2 separate regions of the Homo sapiens genome follow, and region 2 is linked to region 1. Evidence: read pairs that join two places in POLR2A ChIA-PET (ENCODE). Cell type or tissue: PC-3. All regions are shown on one strand. Links, peaks and the distances in the headings refer to the core of each region. The heading gives the core; the rest is flanking DNA.

The links. Peaks named below come from ENCODE experiments on the same cell type or tissue, not always from the same donor. Only the 100,000 strongest peaks of a DNase experiment are listed, where the experiment ranks them.
Region 2: POLR2A ChIA-PET joins it to region 1 with 7 read pairs; 1 of 35 experiments calls an interaction of 5 or more read pairs at or near these places.

Annotation. Positions count from the first base shown.
Region 1 is chr1:183,821,207-183,824,131 of GRCh38, forward strand. The region is part of intron 2 of RGL1 (ral guanine nucleotide dissociation stimulator like 1); the gene reads left to right. Among named protein-coding and RNA genes, the nearest start is that of RGL1, 18 kb to the left of the region's middle. In PC-3, for the core only: no CTCF peak of the experiment used is centred there; no DNase peak of the experiment used is centred there; H3K27ac peaks cover 1,515 bases.
Region 2 is chr1:183,637,431-183,640,355 of GRCh38, forward strand. It overlaps a transcript of RGL1 not described here. Among named protein-coding and RNA genes, the nearest start is that of ARPC5, 3.1 kb to the left of the region's middle. In PC-3, for the core only: no CTCF peak of the experiment used is centred there; no DNase peak of the experiment used is centred there.

The DNA.
Region 1 (2,925 bases), core at 335-2,834:
TTTAAATTGCCTATGGCTAGCATTATATTTCTACTAGACAATGTTGCTCTCAGGCCTTACTTTTCAAAATGCAGCTTGTGGTTTATTTGTGGGTTCTGAAGTCAGTTAGGTGGGCTAAAAATCAATATTTTAAAATCAGAACAGAATGGAATAGAAAATATTAGAATGTCATTATTGTAAAACTTTTTGTTTAAAGTATGCATGTGTGGACTGGATCCCATGTAAAATGTATTTTTTCTTTTTACTATGAATCATGGCTAAAAAGTTTGAAGATTAGTAATCTGGGGTGGCCTGACTTAATCTGAAGCATTACCAGGAGGCCTGGTCTGCTCTGTAAGAGGGCAGGTTGGTACCAGGAACACTTTATAGATTTTAGGTCTGGTTGGTAAAAGCTATTCTGGGACTCTTCAACTAGACCAGACCCTGCAGGAAAGTAAACCTGAACATTAGTGCTCATCCTAAAAGCAGTGGCCACTCAGGAGACTTCCAGAGTGAAGGGTGAACTAAGGATAGCTTACTGAAAGCTGGACCTGTGTGCTCAACCCTAAAGTGTCCCTGGAGTCCAAGAATGACTTTTGTCTGGTTACTTGCTTCTCGGAGACTTTTTCAAAATGGTCTCATGAGTGGTGATACTTTCTAAGAAGCAGGATGATTTCCTAATGACCTTAGAGCCAAGATGAATTGGACAGGGTTCCTTGTGACCCTCAGGTCCTCCCTGCATCATATCCTGTTGAAATCAGAAGAGACTGTATTCTAATCTAGAAGCATGTCTGTCTTCTTCCTGCCTGACAGAAAACATGTCCTTACAGTACAAAAGATGTAGGGGTGGTCACCAGAGCTGTACTTTTGGCTGGGTTCTAAATAAATGACACTGTAAGCCACAGAGAGAAGGGAGAAAAGGCTCCAAAAATGAAGTTTATGGGGTTACATGGGCCTTGTATTTATTCTGACAGTTGTAAAAATTCTTTTGGGCTGACCCATTTTTCTTTTCTTAATTAAAAAAAAAATATCTGGCAGGCAAGAGGAAGAAATGTAAACCATGTGACTAATGCTTCAGCTTTTTCTCCTGGAGCCAGATTCTTTAAAAATTATACCTTAGACATGTTTGACTTTTTAAAAACAATTGCCCACAAAAGCCACCAAACATTTTTTTTCTGAAACTTGTAGACTTAGATAGCATTCATTTTCAGGAAGGAATCCAAAAGTACAATATTTAGGAGTTATTGAACCAAAATCTCCTTTGGAGATTTTGCCCTGGTGAATTAGATTACCCTAGGAATTGGCAGAGGAACAGGCGGCCTTTTGCCTCTACTTTGCTTGAGTATTTCCAGTCCTGTTGGTAGCCACCCAAAATGTTTGAGGGAGTTAGACTAAAAGATCGTCAAGGTCCTTTGTAGACGAAAAGTACTATGACTCCAGTGACGGAATGACATGGCAGTCAGGAGTTATGTTTATGTTGACCTCTTGTTTTATACTTATTGCAAACAATTTGTTTGTTTACTCACTCACTCAAATTTGAGCACTTACTATGTGCCAAATGTTGGCCTTTGTAGGAAAATCATAGGATTTTAGAGCACTTATCATAGTAGATTTGAGGGCTTCAAAGTCAAGTTCCAATCTCCCTTTCTGGGGTGATTTCCTATGTCTCACTTTTGCAACTCCACACTTCAGCTAACTGGGCTATTTTCCTGTTTTAGGGTCTTTTCTCTTGCTGTTGCCAGGGTCTAAAATGTCCTCCTTTCCTTAATGCCAGACATCTTTAAATCGCCAGACATCACTCAAATTCTAGCTCAAATGTTACTTCTGTGAGTCCTCTCTGGTTTCTCAAAAGGTAGTAAGTGATTCTTCTCTCAAGCCAAAGCACTTTGTACTTCTTTTTTTTAACACCACACATAATCTTCTTAGAATGAACTGTATGAAATCACCAGTTTTATAAGTTAAAAATGGTTAAATATTGGCAGCTTCATACAGTTCCAGCTAATATTAACTGTGTTATTGTATGGAACTTAAATTAGGCCTCTATAAATATATTGCCCCCAAGACTTATAGCCAGAAATATTCTTTTGTCTTTTCTTCAAAAATATGAGTTATTATTAAACTAAGTTTCATTAAACCTGTGCTTGCAAGTTTCATTTAAAAAATTAAATATAGAAAATATTTATTTTTAATTTTATTAGTCTTAGCTAATCATCTAAAATTTTGATTCAGTAAACCAATGTATTAGCTATAACTTTCAGTGTAGTTTAATAAGGTTCTGTATAATTATCTACTTTATTTGTTAAAATGATTTATTCAACATGGCTAAACATAAAGCTCTGTGATATATTGCTGGAGACATTCCCCACTCCCAGCAATACTCGCCAGTTAACATTTTTTTCACCATTCAGTATTCCGTGACATCTGATTTGGATACATATCTAGGCAACTCTACAATTATTCAACTTACGGAGTTCCACTGTAGCTATAGAGATCTCAGGAGAGAGTTGGTGGGATAGTTATTTGAAGTCAATGAATATCATGTCTGTAGCATTCCATGTTACCTGTATAGAATCAGAGAAGGATGGAAAGTTAGTTTGATATGATTTTTTTTCTTTTAATTTAGAGACAGGGTCTTGCTCTGTCACACAAGCTGGAGTGCAGTATGGTCATAGCTTACTGCAGCCTCAAACTTCTGGGCTCAAGAGATCCTCCTGTCTCAGCCTCCTGGATGGCTAGGACTACAGGCCTATGCAATCCCCCATGGCTAATTCTTTTAATTTTTTTTTAGAGATGGGCCTTGCTATGTTACCCAGGCTCATCTCGAACTCCTGGGCTTAAGTGATCCTCCTGCTTTGGCCTCTCAAGGTGTTGGGATTATGGGCATGAGCCACTATACCTGGCTGATTTTATTTTTCTCGGTGATTTTATGTTAGTTCCTAGTGATCG
Region 2 (2,925 bases), core at 265-2,764, 180 kb before region 1:
GAGAATCATACTGAGAATAATAAATCAGAAGAGGGAGAGAGATCTCAAAATTAAATATTTGTTGGATATATACATGTAAATACATATGTCCAGTCTTCTTTAAGTTCAAAAAAATACATATATAATGTGTGTATATTTATCTATGCAGTATATTATATATAAATAGAGAGTGGGAGAGAGACCTCGAGAATGGAATACATCCCTTTTTCTTGGGAAGAAGCAATGTGGTGTTTTTCTGTTCCCAATTAAACCACTCTTCTATAAGTATATCATTTAGGTGATAGAAGTAACATTGTTTAAATTAACATTCAAGTTATGAACACACACTGGTAAAAATTCTCTTAGGAATGCCTTAAGACAGCAAAGGAAAAATTTTTACCTGTTGGCAATATTTATTTTAAAAAGCCATATACCAAAGTATAAAATCATTACTATGGTGAATGGCGTTATATAACTTAGAATAAAGATTTTACAATTTTTTTTCAGTTTCAGTCTTTGCTAACTTTAGTAGATGCTAATCAGTATACTTTAGCTGTTAAAGGTGATTGTACTTTTTCTTCTTTTAAATCAAGATTTTTCTTTGAAGAGAAAATCGAACATTAGAGGCACTATTGACAGCAAATGGAAACAGGGATTCAAGAGCTAATATATCTCTTCTCTTACATTTCTATTCTTTTGTATTGCCTTATTTAGGAAATTTTTTATTTTCTTATTTGAGAACTATGAAAGAATCCCAGAGTAGAAATCAGCTTAAGGGAATAGTGAAAGAAATTTAAATAATCGATTGCTCAAGGGTATAATTATTTTGATTGCTCAGAATTTTGCTCTATATGTTTAATGTGTTAAATGTAATTAACTGCCAGCCAAATAATGCTTATTGCATTTAAGATGTGAAAAATGTCCTTTTCTAATGCAGTATTTTTTATTGTCTCACAATGATCTAAGTGCCTAGTACATAATAGGTACTCAACGTGTTTCTAGTCAATGATTTAATGATCTGACAAGTTAATTTTGGACGAACATTCAGAAATTGAGTATTTTTTAGTGGGCACATAAATTACTTCTCTACCTTATTAGGTAGTTAAATCTTTATAAAGCTTTAAGAGAAATTTTTGTGTGTATGTGGAGAAATCTGTCTTTAATTATCTTTTAATTAGAAAACTCATTATTTCACTTCCTTGCAAATTCTAAATTTTTAATGTTAATCATGATACTTAATTCATCTTAGGTAATATTATTTTCCTTATTTTAATTTTTCAAATGAGTGCTTACCCTGATATAAAAGATTTATAAGGTTTTAAGACATTTTACTTGTTGTGCAAATAACCTGGTTTGGTTCAATACTGAAGCAGGACCGAATCTGAATTTTCTCAAGGTTAATGCTGTATATGTAGTTCCTTATTTTCTGTGATGATGCAAACAGCCAAGGATCTTTTCAGTTAGAAGGGACTTTAGTAAGGCTATAATAGGTCTTTCTTTTCAGACATTTTAAACCAAGGATTCTAACATGTGCTTCTCTTCTCCAAACTTGCCACTAAATACTTAAACAACAAAGACATTGAATCCTGGCTGGGCGTGGTGGCTCATGCCTGTAATCCCAGCACTTTGGGAAGCCAAGACGGGCAGATCACTTGAGGTGAGGAGTTCAAGACCAGCCTAGCCAACATGGGGAAACCCTGTCTCTACTAAAAATACAAAAAATTAGCTGGGGGTGGTGGTGCACACCTGTAGTCCCAGTTACTTGGGAGGGTGAGGTGGGAGAATTGCTTGAACCTAGGAGGCGGAGATGGCAGTGAGCTGAGATCGTGCCATTGCACTCCAGCCTGGTTGACAGAGCAAGACACTTCATCTCAAAAAAAAAAAAAAAAGAAAAAAGACGTTGAATCCTGCAACGTGACATTATTTATTTTTATTATTTGAAATAGAAGTGCAAAATCAATGTTAATCAAATATGTAAAATGTATTATAAATATAAATAAGTGAATTTCAGTTCTGGTAAGGATGCTTTAATACCAGGGTTCTCTGGCAACATAATTACTGAAATATAAAAAGATGTTTAGCATGTTGTCCATAGACTATCTTATGATTTAATACTCCTATGAATATCTACATCAACTGGTTCTGTGTTAAACTTTAAAACATGAACCTTCAGAATTTCATTTTTTCTTTGTTTCAAGTTTTTCCTTTACATAATTTTATGATTACACATTAAAGTGGAATAGATAGGGTGAACTCTCTACTGAAACTTATCAACTAAAAACCTGTAAGCCAAAAAAAAAAAAATCAGGGAAAAAAATCTCTAAATACGTTGAATTTATTTGGGAATTAGAAAAGAGGATTATAACCTGAGATGCACAGCTGTGGCAAGCTACATATACATCAAAGAAGGGAGGATAAAGGGAAATGTTTTTCTTTTTTTCTTTTTTTTTTTGAGACAGAGTCTCACTCTGTCGCCAGGCTAGAGTGCAGTGGCACAATCTCAGCTCACTGCAACCTCCGACTCCCTGGTTCAAGCATTCTCCTGCGTCAGCCTCCGAAGTAGCTGGGATTACAGGCGCACACCACCATGCCCAGCTAATTTTTATATTTTTAGTAGAGACGGGGTTTCACCATGTTGGCCAGGATGGTCTTGATCTCCTGACCTTGTCTGCCCGCCTTGGGCTCCCGAAGTGCTGGGATTACAGGTGTGAGCCACTGTGCCTGGCCAAAGGGAAACTTTTATTTGGCAAAAGGAGAAGTTCACATAAACTGCTTGGAAACAGACATTGGTTTTGGATACTCAAAGTCAGAGTTGGCACCATTTTAGAGGAAGAGATGCTGTTACTGGGCAGGTATTGTTTTGAGAGCATTTTATCTGAATTGCTGCAGTCCTACAGAATTTCTTATTTTAGAAAGTCCTTGAGACAGGACTTCCAAAAATGTCTT